2 separate regions of the Mus musculus genome follow, and region 2 is linked to region 1. The links are chromatin loops, found by intact Hi-C in ENCODE. Cell type or tissue: left cerebral cortex. All regions are shown on one strand. Links, peaks and the distances in the headings refer to the core of each region. The heading gives the core; the rest is flanking DNA. Region 1 holds the start of Adssl1 (adenylosuccinate synthetase like 1). Region 2 holds the start of Kif26a (kinesin family member 26A).

Region 1 (10,208 bases), core at 1-8,000:
TTATGTTGTAGTGACCCCCAACCATAAAATTATTTTGTTGTTACTTCATAAGTATATTTTTTTACTGTTATGAATCATAATGTAAATGTCTGATAGGCCAGGCATCTGATATGTGACCCCCCAAAGGGATCAACCCACACGTTGAGAGTTACGGCCTGTAGTACCAAATCCCACCTGCAGACAGCGCTGTGGTGCCCCTAACTACAATGGAGAGCAGCTGTGCTCACTGTAGTTTAGGGACCCTCAGCTCCAGTTCCCCTCCCTGCCCCAGAAGACAGACAGGCCAGGCACACGACACTTTTGTTTACCTTGCTGATGGAGCTGAGACACCTCAGCTCCACACATCTTTCCCTTGCCTACTAAAGTAGGACCCTCAGTGAAGGTTCACCTCCTTTCATGACACCCCTAAGCACGGGGATATGAAGGATCACATCTCCCAGCTCCTGCTGAGGTAGGCGGCAGATGATACTGATGCTGAGAGCCTGGGTAAGGGGCTCTCCCTCCAAGGACTTCACTTTCCAAGAGTTTTAAGAGAAGGCCCCAGACCTGTATGCCTAAGTTTCCTGTTCCTTGCCTGCCCTCTGTGGGGCTTATTATCATGTAGTTGACAGAGATGGGTCAGCTAGAGGCCAACTTCATGGCGTGGACCCCAGACAACCAACTATTAGAGAAGGCATGCTATGCAGTCTGTCCCGAAGCCTCTGAAACAATTCTGCTGGAGCCTTTTGCTGTGTAAAGGGCGGGGACTGTCCGGGAGGCTCCCCGGCTTAACAAGACTTGCAGGGAGCTCTTGATTCTTGGGGTGGCTCCAGGCACAGGAGGTTACCTCCTTGGGAAACCTGGAGGTAGCAGGCAGTCTGTCCTTACAACCTCTGTGACCCTGGGCTGCCCATGGAGCAGGAGAAATGACACAGAGCAGGACAGGTGTTGTGCTGGAAGGGAAACTGCCTAAGAAGAGGCCCAGAGGGACTAGTGGGAAGGAGAGAGTATTTGTGGGCGGGGACATGAAGGAAGTGGGAACTGAGGGAGCCTCCTGCAGCTCTGGCTTTGAACTTGCCATCAGTTAGGCACAACAGATGCCTGTGTCCTGCCCCTAGGCTTGTAAAGTCACACCATCAGCATGGGACAAGCCCATGTCCCATGAGGGACCGTGGCAAGACTTGGGTTCCAAGACTGTATCCATGCTTGGCTTGGCCACAGCAGGTGCAGAATTGCCGCCGCCTTTCAATTCCCCAAATATGTGAACACTCACAGTCATGTTTCCTGCCTGAGGCAGTCAAGATGGTCTCCAAGAACAGATATGGAAACTGAGGTCCCAAGAGAAGACGGGCTTATAGCAGAGAGTAGATGGCTGAGCTCTGCTTGGGCTGGCAGGCCTCCAGGGACAGCAAGGTGCCAACCTGCCTTCCACTGTGTGGCTAGGTCCATGGAACCCAGACACCCCAGGAGGGGTACTCTTTCCCACCTTCTCTTTGAGTGCCCAGGGCCACGTCAGCTGGCTTGGGGACACAGACAGCAAGCACCCGCCTGTCTGTGTTGAGGGTAAACACAGGTGCCTAGGAACAAGCTTGAGTACCATGGGCCAATAGATATCAGATGACCTCAGGGCCAGAGCCCACTGCAATGCCCAGGCATCCGGCACAGGCCATTGCTAAGGCATACGTCATTCCAGGACACTGGGCTTCCAGCAACCCTGTGGGGCCTCAGGGTCACAGTCTCCCTCTTCTCATTGAGATCTTAGACTGACCAGAAGCACAGGGACAGTTGGTAGAGATGGAAGCAGGAGCCCCTCTACCCCACGCCGACACACACACACACACACACACACACACACACACACACACACACACACACACACACACATACACGCACACACACGCACGCGCGCATGTGCATGCGCACATTTCTTTGACTTTACTAACCCAGACCAGACATTCAATCGGATCTGGGCACGATGAGAGTCGCCAACCTCTGTAAAGGATTGTGGGACATTTAGACCTGCCCAGTACAGCTGATTAGACATGGCTCCCATGCAAGAGGTTGGGTGAGGAGAGGCAGAGGTCAGCTCTGTTTCGGAGGCTCATTAACCCCTTGAGTGGGTAGGCTCCTGAGGGCCCTACGGAGCTCTACACAGGTGGGGAAACACTCCCTACGCCACTCCAGCTCTAGAGGATGAAGATGTGTGCCAGCCTCGGGCTGCTCTAGGGCATCGTAGAATTCAGGATCTCACTGACCCCTCAGTACCAGGATGAGTTTAGCAGTGCCCACGCAGCACTGGCCAGTGTGTCAGAGATAGCCCAAAGGCCTGCGGTGACCCTGCCCTATTGTAGGGGCCTTCTGTCAGCATGACCATAGGTTGCTGAACACTAAGGAGGACCTGTGATGTCATAGCTAAGTACTTGCTCAGGCTCCCCTTCCTGGGGGTCCACCGGAAGATGACCAGCTGCCTATGTTTGCAGATAGACACCAGGCACCTGGGCACAGCCTTTGGGGCCCGTCAACAAGGGTAGCTCCTCTCTACTTACAGTGTGAATGGCGTGGAGTAGTACCCTTGGTATGGTCACCCCAAGGCACACCAAGACCAGGTAAAGGGAACGGCTACATGGACAGCTCAAAGCACATACCTCAAGATATCTGTACCACAGAGGTTCACACCAGAGCCCAGGGTCAGGGGCATCCAGGAGCCTGCTGGGCACGGCAGCGCCACTTGGTACATTCAGGCTCCTCTCAGGGTTCTCACCACAGCACAATTCTGAGGACTTTGTGTGCATCAAAGTCCCCCTAGCACTCTTCAATAGCTTGGCTGGTCACCCAGAGCCCTCAGGCCCTGGTGTCCAGAAGTTTAAGACAAGAGACTTTTGTCTTTGGAAAACAAAGAGGGGCCGAAAGCAAATGAGATCCTGTTTCAGATCAACTTGGTCCCAACCTCTGCTTTGCCCTGCAATTATGACCCATAGCTTCCGTGTGAGGCAGGGAAGGGTTCTGGGTGCAGGCCCTGTAGGGACATCCTCTGGCTGGGCTGCATATGCAATGGTTGTGGACATGCACGGCAGAAACCAAGACTCCTTTCCTCTGCCTATCCATGCCTAACACACAGCTGCAGAGCCCACCTGCCCCCACAGCCCTGAGATCCCACCCACAAGCTCCAATGATTTTCCTACAGTCACCCCATCTTGTGGCCATCTGGACACAGCTCCTTTGGACTACCCAGGGCCCTGTCAGTGCAAAGACCCTAAGCAACGCAGAGGACCTCAGGACTGGATGTAACCAACTAGTGTCCCGGTATCTCCTTTCAGGACAGTCCCAGGGCCCTGCTGGACAGAGACCTGGAATAGATACCCCCACCCTGCCTACTTAGGCTCCTCCATCCAGGAAGCCTGTGTGTGGATGCAGGGTACCCACAGCACATGTCTGGGGCTTTCCTAATTCTCTCCCTATCTTTGTCCTCCAGGTCCCTGGACAGGGTGCTGTGGCATTTGCCTTCCACCAGGGGGTGCTCTGGGCCCCTGCTTTCCAGTCTATCGCCTTCCTATTCTGGCCTGATTATCTGTAGGTTCCTGGTAGGGTACAGAGAGGTGACTGAGATAGCCAGGAGGCCCCTGGGTAATTAAGACCTCTGCCTCTTCACAGACAGCAGGGAAGGACTCTGTGTAAGTGACATGTGTGTCGATGTGCTGTGCACACAAGGGGCAAGCTGAGGAATAGGCATTTAGCTCCCAGGGCTCCTGCACCTCTGCTCTGCTTCACCTCAGCATCTGCTCCTTCAGCATCTGCAGGGGTTTCTGCTCACCACAGCGATATCTCTCCTCTGTACGCGCTGGCTGTCCCTCAGGCCTTGGGTGGAATGTCCTGTGTGCTTGCAGGACTGAGCCTAGTTACTAACATGTCCCAAGCTCCACCGTCTAGTCACTGTCCCGCTCCTGTCCATGCTCACAGACATACAACTCACTTGCTTCTTTCCTTATAGGGAGAAACAGGTCTGGGCAGGAATATAAAGATCCTTCCCAAGGTGATGTGTGGCTATGTGACCCTTGGAGTCCTGTCCCGGAGACACTGCTTGGCCATCAAAGCCATCAACAAGGGCAGGAACAGGAAGACCTGGTTTTAGAATCAGCTCCAGACATTCCCAGCACAAGGCTGTGGCTCCTCTCACCCGCCAGAGGCTGCCTGAGCAGCCTGGGGTCCAAGGTCACGTGTTTCCCATTATGATCCCTTGAGGAAAGTGCCAGAGGGCCTGCAGACTGCATGGAGGGTCCCAGCATGGAACCTCAGCTCTAAGTGTGCCACTTGCCACTCTACTAGAGAAGCCTTGTGGTCACAGCCCTGGCTATTTACTACTGCCTGGGGGCCAGCTCTTCCACAAGGCTCAGCTCGACAGCAGCCCCAGAGAAAGATTACTGTGGGCATAGAAGGGAGAGCCTAGAGTAGCAATGGAATGCATGAGAAGATAGTGGCCAGCATGCCCTTCAGGTAACAGGTACGTCAGACCCATCTGAAGGAACATCTGGACACAGCTGGACAGTCAGGCGGCCGAGGAGGAAACATGGAGGACTCAGAAAGTGGAAGCCTCGGCAGAGGTGCCTGGGGCTCCAAGGGAGAGGAAGAGAGACCCTGAGCAGGAGGTCAGGAAGACTTGCCTGGAGGTGAGTGAGGAGTGGATTTAGTAGAGGAACCAGAGAGGAAGACAATGCAGCCCCCAGCAGCCTCAGAGATGCAGGGTAGAGGAAGACTGACTGTGTGTCAGGAGGGGTGGGGCATGGACCGAATCAGAGCAGGGACACCGGGAGAAAGAAGAATGCAGGCTGGACTCCAGGCCAGAGATGCTGGCTGGGGGTGCTCCTAGGGACTCAGCATTACATTCTGACCCATACACCCTCTATTAATCAAGGTAGCAAAGCAAGAAATGAGGGTACCTGGCAGGGCTGGGCAGAGTCAGAGCCCAGGGTAGTGGAGACCAGCAACAAGTGTCTGTGGACATGGAAAAGTGTGGAAGCCAGATCTGGAGGATGGCTCCATTGGCTCAAAGGGTTAGGTGGTAGGACAGCTCACCCTCCAGAAGCCCAAGGAACGGGTAGCCTAGCTGGCTATACAGCATTTTTAGGTAGCGAACTTACTGGGGGAGAGGGGGGACACTTGATTTGCATTCTTGTGTTTGCCAGCCCTTTGGCACGGCTTTGGGCTTGGCCTCTGGAGCCTTCATTTGGTTCGTGCACCCATTCAAAGCCAGAGGCAACTTACCTAGCCCCCCACCCTGCCAGCCTCTGATCACACAGGGCTGGCCATAGGCACATAAGATCAGGGAAGATATGGGAGGCCACAGGCAAGCAAAGAGGTCCCCGCCAAGGGGAAGGACAAGTGCAGGAAACCAGAGTAGTCACCAAGTGCTTGCAATGACTCAGGGGCTGGGCACTCAGGGAAAGGACTGGAGTTGATTTCCAGAGGGCTTGATGGAAGGCTGACTCTTCTGCCTTGTCCATGAAGTGGGGGGAAAGAGGACAGGTCTCTTGGCTTATGATAAAGGCTTCAAGGGACTCAAAGGAACAGTTAGTTTGGTTCTTCAACTTTTCTGAGCCTCAGTTTCCCAACCTGTAGAGGAGCTCTGTGGGAGGCTCCTGACTTGCTAGTTCACGAGAGACTGGAAGAGAAACATGTCTCTATTCTCATATTCCTCAGGGGAACACCTGTTTGGGTCTGCTGGGGAGGTCAGGTGGTGGGAGAGATAGCCCCTCTGAGTGGGTGACTGTGACCCTGTGCTGATCCTTGAATGTCCTGTCAAGAAATGGGGATCTGGATCTGTCATGGTGACTTGGGCATAGAGCAGGGATAGCTCATCTTCACCCAGAACTGTGTCCGCAGAAGGAGACGGAGCCTGGGACCATCGAGGCTCACCCCTGACAGTGCTGACCAAACCCAGCAAGTTGTGTGGAAAGACTGTAGGCGCCACAGGAGCAAACGGCTCTGAGGAAGGGTGGGGGCTTTGGTGCTGGGTCGCTGGAGAGCAGGACTCCAGACCGCTGGGAGTAAATCCCAGTTACATACACATAGCTGGACAATGCATGCAAGGTGTAGGGCTTAGGAGGCCCAAGGTCTGTCCTTAGGACCTAGAGACTTCAAGGGAGAGGGGTGAACAGGGTGAGAGAGCAGGGTAGCTCCTCATTCTTAAGAGAGTTTCCAGAAATCCTCATCCCCAGCTGGGCAAATGTGGCCCAGGGAACCAAGCTATGCCTCCGGAGGCCTCCTAGGAGTCCTCGGGAACTCAGCAAGAAAGCCACAGAACCAGGGAGACAGAACTCCAGCAGGTGTTCCCACCTTCATTTGGGTCAGCAGCCATAAGTGTGGCTCCAAACCCAGTATCACAGAGTATCTTCCCTCAAACCGAGCCCTCTGTGCTGAGGATGGCACCGCAGAGGCAGTGTGGCTGTTAGCTGCAGCTCAACACCACAGAGACTTAAGGAGAGCAGGCAGCTAGCCCTAGGAGAGTACCCACCCGCTGTCCAGAGTCAGTCAGAACAAATGTGGGTGCTCAGAGCACTTTGCAGCTGGCCAAGGGCACAAAGACTGTCTCTGGCCTTCTCTGAGCACTACCAGCCACCGGGTCACACCCTGCCCGGGAAATCTGTGACTCCTCCTTTCTCCATGTCAGCCAGACCCCTTTGAACTCTGCTTTAGGCTCCTGACCCTGCGTTCCTCTAGGTTAGAAACCTATCTTCATCCTGTCTCTGCCTGGCTGACTCGCCGAGGACACCCCCCTTCTCAGAAAGCAGCTCTCACCCTTTGCTGCATCTTAGGGTACCTCGACCCACCCCGTTGGGGCTTTCCCCACTGGAGGGCCCACCATCACCGCCCTGGAACGCCCTACCCCTGAGGATCCCATGTCCTCAACTCAGCGACTTATATTTTTAGCTCGGGCTCCTGCCATTGCCCTGGGGAGGAGGTGGGTGGGTGGTGGGAGGCCAAGAGCTTTGTGTGAGAGGGTGTGTGTGGGAAGGAGGACTTAGGCAGTGGGGAAGGTACTCCTGGGAGGGAGGAATCCAAAAGGCTGTGACCCACTCAGGGCACAGGAGGAAGGGGTTCGTCCGGATCCCGGGGAAGGGGAGAGGCTCGCTGGGCAGGTTAGGGAGGGACTCGGCGCCTGGCCCGCACCTGGCAGCGACTGACGATGTCGGCGTCCGTGGCCAGCAGGTCCACCACCTTGCCTTTGCCCTCGTCCCCCCACTGCGCGCCCAGCACCACGGTCACGCGGGAGCCTGTCGCCGCCGCCTCCTGCTGCAGCCGCCCCCTCTTGACTCCGCCTGTGCCGGGGGGCCGGTCGTTGGAGGCTCGGGTCCCGGACATGCTGGCTTAGCTCCTCTGCTGCTCTGGGCCAAGCGAGAGCCCGCCGCCGCCAGAGCTCTCGCTCCATTAAATGCGGACGCCTAGAGAGGGGGGCGGGCCGGGGGCGGGTCCTGCGCACGCGGTGACGCACCTCGGTGACCTGCGGCCACAGCTCCCTGTCCCTGCCGCTGTCGCTGCAGATGGCGCGCACTTAGGGTGCTAGACGCCCCGACACGACTTGGGCAAGCAGATGACTCAGAACACCCTAGGACGTGAGAGGTGCCAGTGCTGCACGACCCGGACTCTACCCCTGCCCACTGGCCTGCTAGGACTAGGGTTTGGGGTTGCACAAACAGCGGAGGAGGCTGCTTTTTCCGGGGCAAGAGAGCGGTTAACAAAAGCAGAACCACAGATGTTTCTTTGCCGTTAATCTGGAGGATCTGCCTGCGGGATCACCTGTTTTCCCGTCTTGAACCTCGAGTCCAGGACCAGGAACGGTTCTCCTGAGAGCCGCCCAGAAAGTCACCTTAACTAAGACGATCTCTCTCCACCAGGCCACATAGTCACCCCTGCTGGCCCAGGATATGCAGCTCTTGGGTGGCTGTAGCTAGCTACTAGCCCAGCGCCAAGTGTAAGATGAAGTACCCACATCCGCTCGGGGTCAGAGCAACTTGAGGGACACAGGAGCAGAGGAGGATTCAACTTTCCAAGAGACCTCGGGGTCGATGGTTTCTGCCACTCAGTCCAGACTGGAAACAGGGACAAGGGAAAGTCCTGAGGCTGGGAGGCCTGTGTGGCATGCTCCCCCCAGCCCCCCACTGGTGCGTGTCCTTCCAGGGTGTGCTAACTGACCCCTGGGACAGGTTCACAGAGCAGTCAGGCTCCTAGTTGTCCTGGGGGCAGTTCGCAGGACTGTCACAAGACCAGTGAGACTAGACACACCCTCTGGGGGACTGACACCCCCCCTCCCCCAGCTTGGGGAAGAGAGGCTATTCCCAGTCAGCCTCAGCCACACTGCTGCTACCCTCCCTGGCTGTGCAGGTCATGGTGGTCTGTGTCTTCTGTTTCACATAGGGACATAGACACTCTCTTCAGTTGCTATGGCTGAAGCAGTCAGGGCCTCGGATCTGGACACTACTTCTTAGAAGAGCCTTACAGTCTTTGTGTGCAGATTACAATATCCTTCTCTACCTCACTCAGTGCCACAGTGGGGAGGGGGCAAGCGAGTAGACGTGGCATCTAGAGTTAGTGGTTCAGGCCAAGATCTCCTGAGCAGTGGCTGGGACAGGCAGAAATCCCTGATAAGGTCTTTCAGGAAGGTGTGCTCAGAAGGCAAAGCAGGCAGAGAAGGCTGATGCAGGAACGGAGACAAGGGGTAAACAGGAGAATATGGGGGGGGTTGTCACAGGAGGAAGGGTAGGGGGCACAGCAGCTTCTGAGGACTGAGGGAGGAGAGAGGCTGGCAGAATGTTACACAGGTCAATGAACTTTTTCTCCAGGTGAGAAAGATTATGCTTTAAGAATGCCAGTGTTGAATGTCACTTTGGTCAGGTCACTTTAATGCTTGCCCTTGTCCCCTTGGGAGGTGTTGCTGCAAGCCTGAAAGGAATCCTGGCTCCCTTTCCTGGGGGGAACCAGGGGTTCTTGGTGAGAGGTATTTAGGGTTCAGAGGGACCTACTATGGGGGCTTAGACGGGTCCTGGGCACTGAGGCTTCTAAGCCTGAGACTATAAATAGCCAAGGGCCCACATAGAACGGGGAGGGCTTTTCTAAAAACAGCTTCACTCAGGCTCAACAGCTGGGACCCTGCCAGTCACAAGGCTCAGCCGGAATTAGCACCCCCACCCCCTCAGTGAGCCCAGCCCGGGATGGTGGGCAGTGTAGCAGCTGCTAAGTTTGGGGGGAGTCTGGCTTTGCAGCTGTGTGACCTCAGACAAGTGACTTCTGCTAAGCTTTGCATAGGCTTAGAGGGAGGGCACGCAGGCACAGCGCCACCTATGGTTCCCTCTGGGTTATCAAGAGACACCGCCACACAGACAATGCACATGATCTGGCACCCATGAGCCTTTGCAAGGAGGTTCCAGGGGCTTCATAGCTGCCACTGGGCTGGGTTTTCCCAGGTCTGTTAGCCACGAGGCCGACTTCCAGAAAGCAATGGGGAGGAAGGCTGGGGAGGCAGTGCTCTCCGTCCTCCCCAGGCAGGTGAAGTGCTGACCTTGCAGGTTTGCCTGATGAGATAGGTAGGCATTCCACCCCAGGTGCAGACCGTTCACAACTCAATACCTGGGAACTCCAGAGTGTGAAGATGGAGCTGACAGAGCTAGGCTGCAGAAGCAATCGCCCAAGGAACCAGCAAGACTGTTTATAGTAAAAGGCACTTGCCACCCTTCCACTGGGTCCACACAGAAGGAGAGGACAATTCTCAGAAGTTGTCCTCTGATCCCCACATGAATGCGGTGGCAAACACACTCCCGCACCAGTAGTTAAAAAAAATTAAAAGTATCCCTGGTGGGAATAAGGTAGCAGCTTTGGGAAAGTCTTTTAAAAAGTTATAGTTACTCCCAGCCTGCAGCCCAGGTTAGGTGTGTACGGCAGAGATATAAATGGTTCACACCAGGCCTATCCCGCCCTTAGCACCATTCACACACCCTCAGATGGAGTCCCCCACACAGAAGCTGTTGAATGGGAAAAAGGAACTCACTCCAGCCGGTGACACACTGTGACTCAGCCGTGAGCTGCGAAGTGCTGCCCCACGGCTCTCAAGAACAACCGGAAGCAGCCAGCCACAGTTTCAATACCTCTATTTATATGGCATGCTTGGAACGGGCAAACCCAGAGAAAGCCAGATGGTGGGGCTAGGGCCAGAACAGTAGATGCTTGTGAGTACGAGGGGA
Region 2 (10,698 bases), core at 1,270-9,269, 480 kb after region 1:
CTGGGCCAGGAGGAGTCACCACCTCTGAGTGACTCTTGGGGCATCATCTGGGGTGGCCCCTAAGCAACAGCCAAACTTCCTTTGTAGGGAAGAAGGGCTATCCTCCTCTGGGACCGTCACCTTAGGGGACACACAGACAGAATCCAGCCCAGCAGCCTTTGGGGTGACCGTGCATGAGGCCTGAAAGGAAAGTCTAGCCATTCGGCTGTTTAACAAGCACTTACTCACGACTAATCCGCCTGCCCTGGCAAAGCTACTGCTTGCGACCAGAACCCTGGACTAGGATAGAGGTAAAGGGAGGGTCTGCTGGAACCTATGACTTCTTCACCATAGCAGACTAGACACAGAAAAGATGGGGCTCAGGCACTCAGACAGCAGAATAAAGAAAGACCTGGGCTTTGGCTCTTTGGTGGAAGGTGCTATGCCACAATTCCCAAACAGATCTCATGGACAGGAATACGTGAAAGGGACCCCAGCAGGGTGATGGCCAGGTGGGCTCCAATTACAGCATCCAACAGCCATGAGTACCCAAAGGTCCAGAACGAGGGTGACCCTCAAGCCCACCTCAGAACCAGAGCTTCCCTACATGCATGCAAGGCAGGCAACAGGTGACTAGTGTCACAGAGGAGGAGACCAGCCAAGGGCTCTAAGAGACCCTGCCAGGAGGGTGTCTGCTAGGAGAAAGGTAGGCCAGAAGTTAATGGTGGTAAGTTTTTCACAGGCATAGAATGCTACCAGGCTGTCTCCTTGCCCCTACACCTCCTTCTTATGCTGAGATTAGACATGGGTCCCCAAGCCCAGGGCTCTAACCACCCGCCCAGGGTCCCAGCTTCAACCTCCATCCAGCAGCCCCCACAAAGATAAGCTGTGAGAATCAGGTAGACTTCCCTACAAGCTGTAAAGTGCTATCTTCACGGGAGAGTTCCTGCTCCCACAATGAATTAAGAGGTAGATCCCCTTGGAGGATCCTAGCTCTCCACCCTAAATTCTTAGCATTGCCTTGGCCTTGGAGAATAGAGCTACCAAAGACCACCCACAGTGATGATCACCGTGTCCCCCATCTGCCCTCCAGAGAGATCCCCCCTTACCTCAAAAGCAGACTCTGTGTGTGTGTGTGTGTGTGTGTGTGTGTGTGTGTGTGTGTACACAGTGGTCAATCAAGGGCTATGGTTGCAGTTCCCTGTGGCCCACACTGGCAACACCCCAGCAGTACCCGTGTGCCACAGGGCATTCGATTCTTTCCAGAGCAAAGCCTTCCTATCCTGAGCACAGCACCCCACAGGTTAGACAGCATTCCCAGGACAGACTGAAGCTTCCTCGTGAAACAAGACAAAACACATAGTAGATAAGATGCTCAAAGCCACACAAACCCTTGGCCAGGACCCTGGTTTGCCCACCACCAGGGCCAGGCAAGGTCAAGTAAGCCTTAACTGGTAGGGCGGAGGAGCAGCTTACGCCAAAAGCCACACACAGGAACGTGGAGAGGGGCAGCAGTGTGTGCAGGAGACCACAGACCTCCATTGACGGCCCCCAACCCCACCAGTTCACTACTATGACCGCAGCTTTTCCTTTACTAGGACTCCATCCAGTCGGCCAGGTCCTGGGCGGCAGCACAGTCAGAGGGGGAGGCAGCTCGGCTCCTAGATCAGCTTGCTTCCTGAAGGACCTCGGGAGAATATCCCAAGGACCCTCTCTGAGATCCTCAAGGCTTTCTAAGATCCAGGGCTCAGCAAAGGCCATTGGCAAAAGCCAAACAACACCCATGGTCAGCCATCCCATCCCATTCGGGTCCACAGATCTAGCTGGTCTGAGAGGCTGTTAACATCCCCGCCACAGACAAGCCAGGGGACCTGGAAAGGAGCCCAGCATAGACACACCTGACTGGCATCCACCATATCTGACCCAACCCAAAGGAAACCCAGGGTCTCCTCCTAACCACAGCACTCCTTAGAGGTACTGGGACAGGATGGGGACTACAGGCGCTTCCCAAGGACTGTTCACCAAGGCTGAAGGTTAGAAGCAGCTTCCTGTGGAGACCCCCCACACCCCTGCATTGCACACTTCCAGAGACCATTGTTCCCTGGAACAATACTCCAGTTCTTTACATGCCTGGCAAGACTGGCCGGAAAGCCCAGTAGACTCCTCTCCCACCAGCGCCTGCCTGCCATGCTGCAGCCTGGGAAACCCCGAGGCTCAAGAGTCATTACCCACACGGAAGGCCTGGGCCCCAGAGGCAGAGAGCCAGGGCAGGGCACAGGCCCATAACAGACACTGAGTAGGTATGGGACAATGATGCACGGCCCCCGGGTGCAGAAAGGGGCCCACTCTCTCACCTTTTATGCCCTCTCTATACAGGCATGCCAATGTCCAGATGCCCAAAGTGCCTCACCATGACAAGCCCTGCCCTGGGAGTGAGGTCCCGTCTTCCCCTTTTCTACCCCTCCCAAACACAGACTGATTCCAGCTGTGGGACATCTGTGGCTAGGAAAGAAATTTACCCAACCCCCTATGACACGCAGCAGGCCTCCTAGGGTGAGGTGCACCAACACACACTCTTGCAGACTATGGCACGGGGTGGGGGTGGGGGCACGATGAACTCGCCACGCTCCAAGCCCCAGCCCCAAAGATTCCCAAGTTCCAGCCCTTCCCTGTTTGAGATATGGCCTGAAGAGGGGTCACTTACCCGGAGAGGAGTCCCGGGCCCGCTGACCAACTTCCACGCCTGTCGTTTTAGCTCCACGAGCTTCGTGTGGCAGTGGCGGCACCACCCGCCCCCACCGGCCGAGTGGCTCTGCTCAGCGCTGGCCCCGGCGCCCTCCGGAGCAGGGCGGCTGCTGCATGGGTCTTGATCGAGCCCGGCGGGCAGCCTCTTGCGCGGGGATACCTCAAGTGGCGGGGTCTCTCGAGCCGGGCCGCACTCAGCCACCTGCGGGGGTTGGAGATGGGACAGTAAGCCCAAACCTTCGCGCGGCGCCACTGCGGGACTCCACGCGGCCGACTCCAGACCCAGTCGCTCACGCCCCTAAAGCCACGCTCGCACAAAAGTTAGGGCCCTGGATGCAACGCCAGGAGTCCCTGAAGAAGAAGCCCCAGCCCGACGCTCGGGGCCCCGTCCCGCTCCGCGCCCCACCCCTAGAGGGCGCTGTACACCCCGCTAGCATCATCGTTGTCCTGGGCTCTGAACCCGGTGCCCGTCGAGCCCAGCCGCCCGCTCCTAGCAGGGCCTTGCGTACCGCGGGCTGCACCGCACACAAGGAGGCGCCGCGGCCGACCATGGCACGGTCGCAGGAAGGGATACGTTGGCTCTCGGGGTACAGTGGCTACGTGATCCGGCCCAGGGGCACCCCCATGGCCAGGCCTGCTGCTCTGAAGTTGGCAGAGCAGGCGAGTGGCGGAGAGCACGCTGTGGACGCGACCGGCTTGCTCCGGGACAGGCTGGGCGGGGGCGGGCCAAAGCTTGTAGGGGGAGGGAAGGGGGCGGGACGCCAGAGCGCCGCCCCCATCCTGAGCAGAGCCAAGTGGGCGGGGGTCCCGCTCCTCCTTGCGGCCCCGCCTACTGCTAGGACCCCCAACCTGTTAGTTGAGTGTTGATGCGGGAGGGGCGGTGGGGGCTGCCGAGACACAAGTTACGCGCACGCATGCGCCTCTGTCTCTCCTGAGCGAGGATGGAGTGCGCCTCCTGGGAGGCACCCAACACTCTCATCACTTTGCGAGCGGGAAAACTGAAGCTTTTGCCCAAGATCGCACAGCACGAAAGCGGGTGGGGGTGGGGGGATGGGGGGTAATGAAAGGGGCTGGACCCGGGCCAACGGCTTCCCCAGAACACCCAGAGCACTTGAGTGTGTCTGGCCATGCTTTGGCGCCAACTGTCTCTCATGGATGAGGGTCGTGTTTCAAGAAGTGCAGTGAGGGGCTACGAACTGTCTCGAAGTGTCCTTGCAGCCGCGCCTGTGCCTTAAAATGGATTGCACACTGAGCCGCCTGCGAAGTGGGAGGAAGCGCTGCGGCTTGGCCCTGGGGGTGTGCCGGACCTGTTGTCTGCCGGCCTGGCAGATGGGGAGTTAGCTCCGGAATTAATTGCCTGTTTGTCTCCGACCCGGAGGTCTCCCTCCTTCCCCAGCGACCAGTTGTTGCTCTCGCCCAAGTCAGACCCCAAATGTCACCACCTTCTGAGGTCGCGGGGGACTCCGGCCCAAGCTCTGGATCAACCCGAAACCCCAGATAGGAGCCAGGCGGGATCTGCGGCGTGGCTCCCCGTGACACAAGCGCCACCTGCCGGCCGTAGTGAGCACAGGTTTCGAGGGCGCAGAGACAGGACACCACGCGTTCTGAGCGCAGAGCTTTCCGCTTGAGGCTGAGACTTAGGACAGCTGAGCCAGGGTGATTCAAGGAAAGACCCTGGTCGGACATCCCCAGAGCAGTCAGACCTTCGCACGGTATAAGGTCTGTCAAACGACCTCTCCTTTCCCCACCTGGACCCTGCTTACTTAGCCCTCCACTCCTACGCACTATTGGCCAAGAGTGGGATGAAGATCCGGTTTTCCAGGTCATCTACGACTTAAAAGAGTCTGTAAACACGACAGGAAGTCATGAATAAACTGGGAACGGGCTCCCCACTTTCTGCAACCCCCAAGCCTCCAGGCCCTTCTCAGCCTTGCGAAGGGAAGACAGGCAGGCGACGGCCCACCATGGGATCCGGGTAGCCTCAGGCACCACCCTCCTCAGTCCACCCCTGCAAGCACTACAAACAGCGTCACCCCGCCCGCCCCTCTACCGCACTGAAACAAACACCCGGGGCCCAGGAGGCTCATACATTGTTATCGACTTACACACACGCACACATACTCCTCACACGCACACCGAGAAGCATCACCCGGAACCCAGGGCCTGCGCTCATGATGGGCCACACCCGCAACTTCACTTCCCCGCACCAGCGCGGTTCTTCGGGAAGCATACTCTACGTTCGAGTTCCCAGAGGACACAAAAACACAGCTCCACAAGACCCCGGGATGCACCAAGCAACCAGAATGATCTCAGAACTCAGATCACCTCCCCCTAGGCTTTTTCCTCGCCCATCCCTGCAAGGTGAGATAACCGCGATCTCTGCGCTACGCTCTCCTCCGTGGAAGATCGCTGCTCAAGGCTCGGGTTCCAGCGTAGCCTCGACTAGAGAGGGAGAATCAAGCGGCATCAGCTCGGGAAAGTGCAGATACAGGTCTCCGCCCGGGACCTGCCGCGTTTTCGCGGTGCTGCGCAGCAAAGTCGCGGGACGGCGTCACCACTGCCAGCCCGGCCCCGCGAGCTCTCACCTTGCCTCGCCGCCGCAGGAGGTGACTGGTGAAACCCAGGATGATGTCTGAGTCCAGGCAGAGCGACCCCATCTCTAGCAGGCTTGGAACCTTTCGGGGCGCGCCGCGGGGCGGCTCGGGGGACCCCGGCAGCGCCATGGAGGAGTGGACCGTGGGCAGCGTCCTCGAGCGTCTCCCGCCGCCGCCGTAACCACCCCTCCCGCGCGCACCCTGGCCGCGCGCCCGCCGTCGCCGAGCCCCGCACGGCGCCCGCCGCCCACCAGGCCCCCAGTACTCGGCGGCCGGCGCCCCCCCAGCCCTGCGCTTGCTCCGCGCCGAGCGCCCGCGCTGACAGCCCCGCCCGCCCGCGCCGACAGCGCCCCCTCAGCCCGGGCGGCGAGCCGGACACGCGGACCCGAGTTGGGGAGAGGTGTGTAGAAGAGAATGGGGGACCAGGATCCCGCTAGGTCTGCACCTATCCGCCTTCCGCGTCCCAAGACACCAGGACTTTTTGCAGTGGGCACTGCCACCAGGAAGGGACACCGCAACCAAGTTGGGCTCCTGGAAACCTCTGCAGATAAGGGGCATCTTTCCAGCTTCACCCTATGCTGTCCTAGGCATCTTAGGGTCCGGTCTGAAGAAAAGAAAAAGACAGACAGACAGACAGACTTGGGGAGGCAGATAACCCGGTGCTCCCAACACTGCACGTGCTCCAAAGCACTTACCCCTGGGGCAGTGTTTAGGAACCCTCTCTCCCCAGGTTTGCAGCGAGGCTTTGCTTGGACACAAACTGGCACTCTAAAGCCTTGGGCATGGGGGGTAGCACGGGGTGAGATCACAAGGTCTGGGCGGAGGATCAGTCCGGGAGAGAAGGGGTTGCCTAAATAACCTAACCCCGCCCCCCAAGTCTTTAGAGGTAGAGGGTATCGGAGAAGGAGACATCTTTAGAGGCCAGGCTGGGCTGCTGAGACTCCCGATCCCCTCCACACTCCACTCTGGAGAACCTTGGAATCTCTTCATCTCTGCTCCTTCAGCGCTGGAGTCCCTTGCTTGACGCCCCCCTGTGGCAACTAGAGATCAGTGTCTCAGCCTGACAGGCCAGGGACCCTGTGGTTCTGCTTCCAACTCTAGTCTGCCGGGCTTCTAAACTGGAAAGGAACAAGAGGGGCCATGGACCCTTCTACTGCAGTGGCCATTCACAGTCTGGGACAGAGACCAAGACAAGCCATTAAAGGGAACGGAGCCCCTCCTCTCAGCTCCAGATCCGGAGCCTAGGCTCCAATAGGACATCAAGCTTCCTCTCAGAAAAACCACTCCTGTCTTCACCCGCCCCCCCATTCAGTCCCCTCCAAGCCCCTGAATCTCGGGAGGAGGCCATCCACCACCTCTGTGGATTGATTAAAGTCATTGTAAGGATTTTTTTTTTTTTAACGTTTCATTTACCAGGTCGAGGTCTGGGCAGAGCTGTCCCCAGGGAAATCTAGGCCAAGGGAACTAAACAGAAAAACCTCCTGCAATTGAGTGGAGCCTCCACAGGATTAATTGCCAGAGCCCAGCTTCCAATCAGGCCACACACAAGATATTTCAGGAAGGCTGCAGTGGTCATGTTCTCGCAATGAGCATGCGGGGCTCTGGACCTCACAACCTGCTGGTGGTGCCCCCTTCCCTGGGAGGCACTTTGACGTAATAGAGTCCAGCAACTCCACTCCCACCCTTCAGACCTTTAAGAGAAAAGGCACCTACTTGCAGCTGGCAACTGGTAGGCAGGCATCTAGACCAGCTCCCAGATGGGCACTAGGAAATGCAGTCCAGGCAGAGCATGTAACATGGCCAAATCCTAGAACCTCATATAGGAATAGGGGCTCTGTGGACAGCATAGCATTAGACAGTGTGGCTTCAGCTCTGCTCCTGGGGGAGACCAGGGAGTGGCCTTCGCTTTATTTAATGCTATTGTGTGGGGGGGGGGATCTGTTTAGTTTGTCATTGAGATTTGTTTGTTTTGAGGTTTTGGGGGTTCACTAGATAGCCCTGGCTGACCTGACGCTTTACCACGTAAACCAGGCTGGCCTTGAAATCAACTGAGATCTGCCTGCCTCTGCTTCCCAAGGGCCGAGGTTAAACACGTGCACCTCCATGCCCAGATAACTTTGTGGATTGTTTTGATCACTAGTTTGAGTAGTTGATAAAAATACTGGAAAAGAGTAGGTGGTCCAGACTGGTAGCATTTAAGGGGTCTGAGTCCATGAGCCCAGAATCTCATTCAGCAAGAAAAACCTCAGCCTTTTGAGAGTGATGGGACAGGGGAAGTCTGCCTCTCTCTCATTCCCAGAGCACTTTCGACCGTCCCTCAGTTCTGCATACCTGGCAGCTCACTGGGACAGAGGCATGTGTATGGACATGCGCCACCTACATAACAACCTTCGCTCCTTTTTCCTGACCATGATGCTAGAAAAGGTGCCTTTCGATCTCCGTTTCACAGATGAGGAAGCTGGACTCAGAGACAAAGCCTTTTGCTGGGTGGACGGAGTCTGGGATGTGAGCAACGAGTCTCGATGTCTCCTGATTCCTTTGTCCCCGGGGCCTGGTCTCTGGAGAGCAGCAGTGTGGTAAAGGGCTAACCTCTAACCTGAGTGTGTCCTGCAAAGGGGATGGAACAGAAACAAGTGGAGGGTGGTCAGCTCTGCGGTGGCCAGGGCCGGTAGGAAGACATGTCAGAAAGACCACTGTGGTCAGACCACCGCTGTGGTGTGGTATGCAGACCCCTGCTGGTCACTGGCCCCACCCCTCCTTCTCCACTCAATTATCCTACTCTTTCCACTAGGTGCTCAGACCCAGCCCTTGGGAAGGCAGCAGACACATGGCTTCAGCACCCTGGCCAGCGCCCACCTCCAAGAAGCAAGGGGTGCGTGAAGCAGTCTCTCTGCCTTTAGAATTTGCTCTGGATTAACTCACCCCAACTCACCTAACACTTGGACATTTCACCCATCTAGACCCCCCTGTCCCTACTGTCTTCTCCTTCCTAAGGCTACACGACCACAGACTGATGCCTTACACCTGTGTGTCCTAGCTACTGCCTCTCCAATATCCAACTGGAGGCCATGCATTCATTGTTCTGTCTCTGCGAACACAGCGGGAGAACATAGAGATGTCAGACGGGTCACACACACCCTTCTCTGCTTCCCATGGTTCCCACGGCCAGGCACCCCTCTCTGACAATGACTGACTCAGACCCACCCTCGTGGGCTTCCTTGCTGCTCGCAGAGGAGGCTCTGCTCTGCTGTTGTAGCAGGCTAGTTGGGAGCTCTTCTCACAGACAATGCTGGCCCTTTTTTTCTCCAGGTTGCCCTGGAATGATGCCTTGGCTAAATTTAGGCCTTCCTTGCCTAAAATTCGCAGCCATGACAGAGCCTCCCAGCCCCCTCCTGTGCTTCCGTTTTCTTCCTTATCATTTACCACAAATTAAACTTCTCTCTTTTTGAATGTCAGTCACCTATCATAAAGTCAGCTCAAAATGGCAGGACGTCCTGTGCTCTTTCCCAAGGCCTCAAGTAGAGGAGAAGCTGACAAAATTGAGAAATACCGGGGTTCCCGGGTTCTGGCTTTGTACCAGTCCCACCCCAGGCATGCCTGCAGTGCTAGACCCTGGTGAAGCATGTGGTGCTAAATGCCCCCCACCTGCCCAACCAGTCCCCTGCACAGCTATAAGGGAGAGCCTGGGCCCTCCAGCCTCACCTGACGAGACTGCTGGCCCTGATAGAGATTCTGAGAGTTTCTCTTGAAACTCCATCCAAAATTGCAGTCCCCAGCCATCCTGCAGGACCTGAACCCCTTCTGCAGTTCAGCCTCCCCCTTCATCTTCATATTCCAGCCTCCCGCACTACAAGCCCAGGCCACACAACACCATGCCGTTGTGCTTAAGGCCAGCAGATGGCGCCGCTTGGCCACAGTCCTTATGGCAAGGAACCAAAGATCACTTGATCTCTCTTATGTGGATAGAGAAACTGAGGACCTATGAGAAGAAGATTGTTCTGTGTACCTGACAGGGTGAGATGCTTCAAAGCACAGACCCCAAGACTCCTGCCACCAGCCCTGATACCTCCTACACACACCTAACAGGGCTTGGCACCCACCGACCCAAGACCTCTGACTTCCTTCCTGTGTCCCTCCCTACTCCAAATCTGGGCTTAGCTTCCGTCTTTGAATGGGCAGTGTCCAGTGGAAAAGGACACATAGTGGTCAGAGTCCTTGGCTGTCCAGGAATGTTGACTGAGGGCGCAACTTGGAAACCTTTAGCAAGTCCTAGCACAGGGGCTGGAGAGATGGCTCAGCAGTTAAAAGCACTGTCTGCTCTTCCAGAGGTCCTGAGGTCAATTCCCAGCAACCACACGGTGGCTCACAACAATCTGTAATGAGATCTGACTCCCTCTTCTGGTGTGTGTCTGAAGACAGCAACAGCGTATGTACTCACATACATAAAATAAATAAATCTTAAAAAAAAAAAGGAAAGAATTCCTAGCACAGATGTGTCACCCAAAGATCTCAGCACTGAGCCTACTGTTCCCTACAGCACCCTACTGGGTGCCACTACTTCAGGGAGCTCTCTATGGCTAGGTGTGAAGGCAGCCTTGAAACTGTGACTTTGAGTATGGGCGTTTGGTGGTATCAGTGTTCTAGAGAGTGGCGGGAGCCTGAGCTGATGGCTGCATGGGTAAAAGTGGACTGAGGGATCCAGGCAGCACCACTGATCACATCGAGGGTAATCAGACCCCTGGGGGCTGGGATTCCCCGTGGCTCCACCAGCTAGTCCTGGATGAAGCCGTGATGCTGGACTCCATCAATGTAAACACAGACACAATTCACAGAGCAAGTACAATGCATCTGGCTAATAAATATACAATAGCAGAGGTGAGGGAGAAGAGAGGGAGCCCTCTTCCAACCTGTGTGAATATGTGTGTATCACATACAGACATGCAGGTAAAACATTCATACACAAAAAGTAAATTAATGTTAATTAACAAATAAGATCAAAGAGATTTCCCAAAAGGTAAAGGAAGAATAATTGAAAACGGAGAAGGAAGAAAGGTTCGAGCAATGGCTCAGTGGTTAAGGGCACTAGCTGCTCTTCCAGAGGACCAGGGTTCAGGTCCCAAGACCCTCGGTCAGCTCATACCTGCCTATAATTCCAGTTCCAGGAGACCCAATGCCCTCTTTTGGCCCCTGTGAACACCACACATATGTGGCACTCACACACACGTAAAAGTTAGAAAGGAAGAGGACCTGCCATATTAGAACAGGAAGGAAACAGTTGCTGAGCAAGAAGATGCCCATACATATACATACATACATATATACATACACACATACATACACACATACATACATACATACACACATACATACATACACATAC

Evidence for each region. A loop is a pair of places that touch in the nucleus more often than their neighbours do. Peaks named below come from ENCODE experiments on the same cell type or tissue, not always from the same donor. Only the 100,000 strongest peaks of a DNase experiment are listed, where the experiment ranks them.
Region 2: a loop joins it to region 1, with 2.2 times the contacts of the local background. A loop is called at or near these places in 2 of 42 quality-filtered maps.

The regions. Positions count from the first base shown.
Region 1 is chr12:112,617,246-112,627,453 of GRCm38, reverse strand. Adssl1 (adenylosuccinate synthetase like 1) reads right to left here and starts at 7,407. Exons shown (of 13, transcript NM_007421.2): 1 at 7,144-7,407. The coding sequence starts at 7,335. In left cerebral cortex, for the core only: CTCF peaks have their summits at 165 and 3,476 (motif pointing right); DNase peaks (open chromatin) are centred at 6,881, 7,334, 7,529, 7,948 and 2 more places; H3K4me3 peaks cover 1,578 bases; H3K27ac peaks cover 2,916 bases.
Region 2 is chr12:112,138,942-112,149,639 of GRCm38, reverse strand. Kif26a (kinesin family member 26A) reads right to left here and starts at 3,432. Exons shown (of 16, transcript NM_001097621.1): 1 at 3,234-3,432; 2 at 2,684-2,926. The coding sequence starts at 3,275. In left cerebral cortex, for the core only: CTCF peaks have their summits at 3,133 (motif pointing right), 4,279 (motif pointing left), 6,352 (motif pointing left) and 9,208 (motif pointing right); DNase peaks (open chromatin) are centred at 4,261, 4,989, 6,323, 9,216 and 2 more places; H3K4me3 peaks cover 4,426 bases; H3K27ac peaks cover 1,089 bases.